Linked DNA regions of Homo sapiens: region 1 is linked to region 2. A link is an interaction called in ENCODE POLR2A ChIA-PET data of the cell type or tissue named here. Cell type or tissue: OCI-LY7. All regions are shown on one strand. Each heading gives the region's core, and the rest is flanking DNA. Links, peaks and the distances in the headings are about the cores only. Region 1 has its middle 15 kb from the start of NUDT9. Region 2 overlaps SCPPPQ1 (secretory calcium-binding phosphoprotein proline-glutamine rich 1).

Region 1 (4,402 bases), core at 255-4,254, 62 kb after region 2:
AAAGGGAATATTTTTACATGAAGTAAATCAAGCTAGAATGAATATCCACAGTAGCCTTGAAGAGGAAAGCAAGGATAACAAAACAAAAGTGGATAGTATATGAAGGGTTCAGAACCACTTTCTCCCAGTAGGTTTAACCTGAGGCACCAAATAACAGAAAACTGCAAATAAATTAGAGGGAAGCAGCACTGAGTTCAGGTGCAGAGTTTAATTTCAATCTCTTTCAAATCTCAGATTAAAAATTGTATAGTTTGGACATTCTACATAGCAAAATTATTAGATAAGATATTCAGGTTTAAATTCTAGTCTCACTTATGAGGCAGAAAAAAATGTAACTGTATATACCTACTCGAATGCTAGTTTGACAATTTTATGATCTCATTCATAAATTTATTTTCTTAGAGTATAAACTTAGATAATTTTCTAATAAGGTGTTTCCTTATTGGTCATTGAATTTATCGATCATAGTTTTCTGAAACTTTCCACTACTTGTTGGGAAAAAGCTGAGTGTTGGGAAAAAAACTGAGGCAGGGCTTGCATGTCTGACATAATGTCCTCTGGAATGTGTCTAGACTTGCTGGCTCCTTGCTTCTAGCCCTCCTAGGCTCCTAGATCGATTGTATTCCCATTATCTCAAGTAGCAGAAGATGTTCCATATAAATGCTAAACCATCACAGCTGTAGATCATGCACCTGCCCTTTCGACCCCCACATTCTCACGACCTGTTTCTTTGTTGGATTACCAATAAATAGCTTGGGCTCCCAGAGCTCAGGGCCTTCCCAGCCTCCACAATCCCGATGGCCCTCTGGTCCCACTTTCCTTCTCAAACTTTTTCTCAATCCTTTGACTCTGCCGGACTTTGTCGCCCCCACGATCTGGTGTTGGGACTAATCATCCCAACATTCCTGGTGGCCCAACATGGGGCAACAAAGACCCCGGTGAAGGAACACTAGAGTATGTGAAAGCAGAGGACGCATCATCAAAGGACACCCAAGGATGTCTAAAAGAAGCTCGGCAGGAAAGCTGAGCACTGTGAAGAACGAGGGTAACAACGGGACAAAGAAAAAGCAGACATTCTACTTATTTAAATTTCTTAAGGCATTTATTACAAAGAGGAGGAGTGAAAGTTAGTACTCAGAATTTGTTATCACCCTTTAATGCAGTAAAGCAGTTTTGCCCATAGTTCCCAGAAAAAGGGACTATGGAGTTGGATGAATGGGAGAGAATTGGTGGAGGTTTTTAAAGTGTATAAAGGTCGAGCAAAAATTCCAGTCTTGGTCTGGTCAATGTGGGCGCTAATAAAAGCAGCTCTTGAGCCATTTCAAACAGATGATGAGGCAGATTCAGATGAGGAAGAGGAGGATGAGTGTAAAAAACTACCCTCAGATTCTGAATGTGAGGAACAGGAAATGGAGGAAATTAAAGAAAAGAAAGGGAAACTGAAAAAAGTATGTTTTACTAGCCCGTTGGCTCTACCTGCTGAATTAAGTGAAAGACCACCTCCTCTCTCTCCCCTTAATGGGCGAGAAGATGAATTAGCTACAAAACTTACTGCTCCTGTAGTTGCAACATTAAAATCTGGAGCAATTGGTGATGCTATACAAAATTCTATTCAAAAGGCTAGAGTGGAGGCAGACCTTGAAGCATGGCAATTTCCCATAACTATAATCCAGCAGGAAGGACAGAATATAGCTAATTGGACCACCTTTCCTTTTAAGCTGATAAAGGAATTCAAGCAAGCCATTAGTCAATATGGGCGAAACTCTCCTTTTGTGCAAACTTTATTAAAAAATGTTTCTCTCAATAATATGTTAATACCGTATGATTGGAAAACTTTAACAAAATCTGTTCTCACTTCATCTCAGTACTTGCAGTTTAAAACCTGGTGGGCTGATGAAGCTCAAACTCAGACAAGGGAAAATACACAAGCACGACCACCTGTGCCTGTTTCCTTTGAACAGTTAATGGGAGTTGGACCTGATTGGGGTTGATTAGAAAATCAAGCAGTAATGGAGGATGTTGCCATTGTTCAGCTGCGCTCTGTGTGCTTACAGGCATGGGAAAGGATAAATGTTACAGGAGAAAAATATCCTTCTTTCAGTTCTGTCCAACAAGGACCTAAAGAATCATCTATTAATTTTATTGCTTGGCTCCAAGAGGCTGTGTATAAAGCCATAACTGATAAAACAGTTCAAGATGTTGTAATACAGCTTCTTGCATACGACAATGCTAATGCAGAGTGTTAAACTGCTGTTAGACCCCTGAGAGGGAAGCCTCATTTAGCTGAATATATTAAGGCTTGCGATGGCATTGGAGGTAACTTACATAAGGCTACTCTTTTAGCTCAGGCTATGGCTGGATTACGAGTCAGAAAGAATATGCCCCATTTCTCAGGCTCTTGCTCTAATTGTGGGCAATTTAGACACATAAAAAAGGAATGTAGAAAAGGAAATCAAAAGGCAAGAGCTACCAACAGAAAAGTACTTGTGTATGCCCCCGTTGTGAAAAAAGCCATCACTAGGCAAGTCAGTGTCATTCTAAAATTAGCAAAGATTGACAACCTCTCTTGAGAAACAGGAAGAGGGACCTGCCTCGAGTCCCTCAACAAACCGAGGCATATCCGGCACAGCCACTGCCCTTACAAATGTACAATTGTCCCCCCACCACAGCAGGCGGTGCTGTTGTAGACCTCTGAAGCACAATTCCCATCTCCTTACTTCCTGGGGAGCCACCAAAAAAGGTCCCTACAGGAGTTAGGGGACCCTTACCCGCAGGAACAGTTGGTCTATTACTTGGAAAGTCTAGTCTAAATTTGAAAGGTGTCACTGTGCACATGGGAATAATTGATTCTGATTATACCAGAGAAATTCAATTAGTTATTAGTTCCTCGACTCTATGGTCTGCTTCCCCAGGAGAAAGAATTGCTCAGTTGTTGCTGTTACCTTACATAAAACTAGGAAGCAGCACAATGAAGAGAACAGGAGGCTTTGGTAGAACTAATCCAACAGGAAATGCTGTATATTGGGTTAATCAAGTGTCTGACAAAAGACCTATTTGCACAGTAACTATTCAGGGAAAAGATTTTGAAGGACTAGTAGATACTGGAGCTGATGTCTCTATTATTGCTATAAATCAGTGGCCCTGGGACTGGCCTAAGCAAAAGGCATTCATTGGTATTTTTGGAGTAGGAGCTTCCTCGGAAGTTTTTCAAAGTTCCTTTATTTTGCCACATCAAGGGCCAAATGGTCTGGAAGGGACAATTCAGCCTATCATTACACCTATTCCTCTCAACTTATGGGGTAGAGACTTATTGCAATAATGGGATGCTGAAATATCTATTCCTATGGATCAATATAGCAGTAACAGTAGACAAATGATGATAAATATGGTATATTGCCCAGGAAAATGACTAGGAAAAGATAAAAATAGTCAATCAGAACCTTTAGAATTAAAAGGACAAACGGATCGGACCAGATTGGGGTGTCATTTTTAGAAGCGGCCATTGTTGAGCCTCTGGCTCCCATTCCTCTCGTTTGGCTAACTGCCAAACTGGTTTGGGTGGACCAATGGCTGCTGAAACAGGAAAAACTGGAGGCTTTAAAAGAGCTGGTACAGGAACAATTGCAAAAGGTTCATATAGAACCTACTTTCTGCTCTTGGAATTCTCCTGTATTTGTCATTAAGAAAAAATCAGGGAAATGCAGAATGTTAACAGATTTAAGGGCTGTTAATGCTGTAATTCAACCCATGGGTGCACTACAACTAGGGTTACCCTCCATAACAATGATTGCAAAATACTGGCCTCTCATAGTGATAGATCTAAAGGATTGCTTCTTTTACCATTCCTTTAGCTGCCCAAGATTATGAAAAATTTGCTTTTACTATTTCCGCCATAAATAATAAAAGAACCAGCAGACAGATACCATTGGAAAGTACTACCACAAGGCATGCTAAATAGCCTGACTATCTGCCAAACTTATGTCGGGAAAGCTATTAAGCCAGTTAGAGAATGGTTTAAAAAATGTTGTATCATCCATTACATGGATGATATTTTGTGGGCCGCTGAAACTAGGGAAGAATTGATGTTGTGCTACAAACAGTTAGAAAAGGCTGTAAATGCTTCAGTGTTGATTATAGCCCCCAGTAAAATCCAAACTTCTACTCCCTTTCAATATCTAGGAATGAAGGTAGAACAAAGTCCTATTAAGCCTCAAAAGGTTCAAATTCAAAGAGATAATTTAGAAACCTTAAATGATTTCCAAAAATTATTAGGAGACATTAATTGTATTTGTCCAACTTTAGGCATTCCTACCTATGCTATGTCTCACCTCTTTTCTACTTCACGAGGTGATTCTGACCTTAACAGGAAATGCTCCTTGTCCAAACAGGCATTGGAGGAACT
Region 2 (4,402 bases), core at 325-4,324:
GACTGATTCTAATGCACTAGATAAAAGAATGTAACATATTCTTGTATTGGGTAATTTAATGATTTCTAACAGGTCCACTTCTAATAAGAAGAAAGAAATTAGTGTTTGAATCCAGAAAGAAGAAAAATACAAAGAAAAAACATGAAAAAGGAAAAGGGAAATAAGTTGCCTAAATTCAGGCAAAGTAGCACTAAGATTGAAATCAGAGTTGGGTTTTAGATATATATAACAGATGAAGTGTGATTTATAGATATAACTTGCCTCAAATGCTGGAGATAAGTCTTAATAATAACATGATAAAGTTGTTTTTCTTTCAAAATCCAATTCCAGAATACAGTGATTTGGTTTGAAACTCACAAGGTAAGTTAATTTGAATTAAGTGCGATTTTTAAAACATAAAAATGTCTCCTTTCAGAACCAATGGACCAATAAAAGGCCAGTTGATTTCCTTTATTGAATCTGAATTTACTCATATTGTGCTGATTTTCTACCAACCCATTACATCTTACAAAATTTTTCCCATACAATTTCCTTCCCGAGAACTATAACTGGCAATAACAGCAACCAGACTATATGAAGGCCTGGTAAGTCTCACAGAGGTACAAGCTTCAGGTGGATTTATTTGTGTATTACATAAAAACTTTCCTCTCATTTTAGCCAGTAGTGATCAATTACTAATAATAAGCATGATGTAACACTGGTGTTTAAAGATTTGTGAGTAGAATTGAGCACAGTGGCTCACACCTGTAATCCCAGCACTTTGGAAGGCTGTGGTGGGAAGGTTGATTGAGGCCAGAAGTTCAAGACCATCCTTGCAACAGGGGGGCAACATAGCAAGACCCCATCTCTAAGAAAATTTTTTTAAAATTAGCCAAGTGTGGTGGTGCACACCTGTAGTCCTAGCTCCTTGGGAGACTGAGGCAGAAGGATCACTTGAGCCCAGCAGTTCGAGGGTACAGGAGGCTATGATTGTGCCACTGCACTCCAGCCTGAGTGACAGAGCAAGACCCTGTCTCAAAAAAAAAAAAAAAAAAAAAAAAGATTTGTGTGTAGAGATCACAAACGCAACTTCAGGGACCAAACATGTACAGTGTATAGGCCGAACTGTAACTTTATAAGAAAGTAGAAAGTAATGGGCTATGTTGGGAGCTAAACAGTGCATGTCTTGTCTAAGGAATTCAAAGCTTTTAAAAACACTCTTGTAGGCTTACAAAACCTATGTTTGGAGGCAGGATTTATCTTGACCACTATTTCAACACCTCTAAATAGGAATAGGACTTACATAGAAAAAAACTCGAAATGATCTCCTACCCCTTCAATTCCAGGCTCGACCTTTAGAATGAAATTTCTCATCTTGGCTGGCCTTTTGAGCACTGCCACTGCTCTGCCCATCCCCGTGAGTACACCCTCCTCAGCTGCTGACTCAATTTCAGATTTAGAGTCATCGCATTTCTCGGCTAGAAAGCAGGTCTTATCTTTTCATTTCACAAAAGAGGAAAGCGGAACCCAGGAAAGTCATAGAACTAGGAGTTCACCACTCTTTGTCAGTCCAAGACTCTGCCCAGTACAAATCTCAGCTCCATATGCCATGTGCTAGCTGTGTGACTTTGAACTAACCCATGGTTTCCTTGTCTATAAAATGAGTCCTAGGAACACCTCAGAGTTGCACGGAGATGATTTTTTTAATGCATCTAAGGCAGAGAAGGGTCCTATTTGAAAGATAGGATGTTCTCAATAAACTCAGTGATATAGAACAAATATTCTGCAGTGACCCAGGTCTAAATTAAGCAGTTTGAATTGAGTTTCATTTGTAATGCCCTTGCCCCAAACCATCTCATGTTTTCTTAAAAGGCTGTTACATGGAAATGCTCTGACACCAAAGGACTATCTACCTCATTGTAGATTTGATTTTAAAGAAGGAAATATTTAAGATAACTTACATTGATTACTAAATTATGAATATAAAAACAACTTATGCCTGAATTATATTTGAGTGATCATACAGACACACCTTTAAAGTCCAATTTTTGAAAACCAGATTTGGATAAAAAGCTACATTCATCTATAGTGCCCTTGATAACAAACCTAATTTGTTTCTTTAGACCACAATCCTTTTTGCCAAAGCTGGCAAGTATCGTGGTCTAAAATTCCAAACAATTTGTATTGCCTGTTTCTTTAGGCTGATGGGAATGCTGCAGTATACATATTTCATTAATTCTAATATGTACTTTTTGATATTTCAGCAGCTCTGAAATTGAGCTGTGTCTTAAAAACACAATTTGATAAAGTGTCACGGCAGCTTAACAGCAGCGCTTTTCTTTTTTGGTAATTTATGAAATAATGGTGCTTTTGACAATGATAGCATCTAAGAATATATGAAATACTGTAATCCCAGAACATCATTAACTTCACCTATATAGACATTTTGTCATCAACTGACTATATACAAATGAGATCCACTGAGTCTAATCTGGGTTTACTAGTCTGAATATGAGGGCACCAAGTAGGCAAGAAACTCTCTCCCCTGCACACTTTGTATCAAAGGAGCTTTTGAAGAAGTGAGGGAGCTTTCAAAATTTGTGTTTGGGGTGCAGAACTTAAGTGTACATTTCCACACTCCCTTCACTTTGAGTTTATAACTACTGAGAACTAAATCAAGAACACCATTCAAAGATTTACAAAAGGAAATATTCATGTAATATGGAATTAATCTTAAGAAATGTAAATAAAAGCATTCTTTGGATATAAATTTAAAAGCAAAAAGCCTTGGTCTTCCAAATCATTGCACAAAATTAATTAAACTTTTCCCTATTAGATATCCAACTGCTTTTTATTTCAGAAGTGAAGTTACATTACTGATGGGTATAATGCTCCATAGTGGCTTATTACTTATTCTCCTTTAGAACAAAACCTCTCTTTAGTGGATAATGTATTTCCATATGCTGCTTTACCTTGTTGCTGTTATTGTTTTGCAAGCTCGAACAATATGCTGAAAGTTCCAGTGAACAGGTGAACTTCTAATTGTATTTTTAAATAATGCATTCATCATTTTAAAAGTCTGCCATTGTCTGAAATGACTGACATCATGTTTCTTTTTACAGAGATTTATCTTTTACCCACCACAAGTACCACCATTTTTCCCTCAGGTCCTCTTTCCCCTACCTCCGCAACCGCCCCTGGTAAGCATGGGTTTGGGGAATCTGAAATAGCTAAAAGGATTTATTTGTTGGATGGTGGTTATGAAACTTTCCAAATTTTGATACTGAAATATGAGGCTTTAGGCAGTCCCCAGGAATCAGCTATTCAAACTTCTCTCCCATATAGCTTATAGTGGAACGTGACAAGGGGCTAGCAAATTTCCCTCCAAATCTTCAGTGCCCTCTCGCAGTGTTTCTCTGCACTTACTATTAAAAAGGTGTTTGTGCTGAATTACTTTGACCGTTACGAGCTTACTCTTTATGAAGAGAATACTTCTTTCTATAATATCCATTCTTTTGCTTTTTCAAATTCACCTTGTTGCTTTCTTTCTCTAAGAAGATTTTTTTTCCCCAGCTTTCTATAACTTTTTCCCAAGTTCAAGCAAAATAGTTATTTTGCTTTTCTGTTTGGACTCTCTCCAGGCTCTCCTAATATCTGGATTCTTAAAACATTTTTTCAATAAAGTTTGGAACAATGCTAAATACACAATAGAGTTGCCTTTATTCTATATATAACACTTTTGTAAGTCGACTACATTATAGAGTCAACGGTGAGTGCTTGAGGTACAAACAGTATAAGTTCAGATCTGATGAGGAAGAGAGACTCATAAAGGGAAACTACAATGTAATTTGATAAGTATTTCGAGACACAAATACAAAGCTATGGATCAAAGACTTCAGAGAAGACAGTATCTGAACCAGGTCTTGAAGGAAGACAAATGGATGAAACATTTCAGGCAGAGGAACAGCAAGTGCATGGGTGCAGACTTGAAAAGCACAAGGCAATTTGCGGGTAGAAAATTATTTTAGTCTAAAATAATGATGCTGCAACACAGATTGGGGCCTTGTTAAATTTGGATAAGTATTTAAGCAATGATTTTTTTCTTTAAAAATCACATACATTTTAAAACTTCACATACCCCTTATTTACAGACAAGGACCTCACTATGTCACCCAGGCTAGTCTCAAACTCCTGGGCTCAAGTGATCCTCCCACCTCCCACAGGCTCCCCAGTAGCTGGATTATAGGTGCACACCACCATGCCCAGCTCACAAACATTTTAAAACTACATCTTGCTTAATATTGTCTGATCTCCTAAATATTTTTAAATATACAAACATGATTTTGTGTAACTGTTTTTATATCTAAATTTAATAAACACCTTCCCTTTGCTTGCATTTAATTTCAAACTGTGTTTCTCTCAA

Evidence for each region. Peaks named below come from ENCODE experiments on the same cell type or tissue, not always from the same donor. Only the 100,000 strongest peaks of a DNase experiment are listed, where the experiment ranks them.
Region 1: POLR2A ChIA-PET joins it to region 2 with 6 read pairs; 7 of 35 experiments call an interaction of 5 or more read pairs at or near these places.

The regions. Positions count from the first base shown.
Region 1 is chr4:87,404,887-87,409,288 of GRCh38, reverse strand. No RefSeq gene overlaps it. Among named protein-coding and RNA genes, the nearest start is that of NUDT9, 15 kb to the left of the region's middle. In OCI-LY7, for the core only: no CTCF peak of the experiment used is centred there; a DNase peak (open chromatin) is centred at 2,598.
Region 2 is chr4:87,466,586-87,470,987 of GRCh38, reverse strand. SCPPPQ1 (secretory calcium-binding phosphoprotein proline-glutamine rich 1) reads left to right here. Exons shown (of 10, transcript NM_001405228.1): 2 at 331-360; 3 at 1,326-1,396; 4 at 2,977-3,009; 5 at 3,102-3,179. The coding sequence starts at 1,340. Among named protein-coding and RNA genes, the nearest start is that of SCPPPQ1, 2.3 kb to the left of the region's middle. In OCI-LY7, for the core only: no CTCF peak of the experiment used is centred there; no DNase peak of the experiment used is centred there.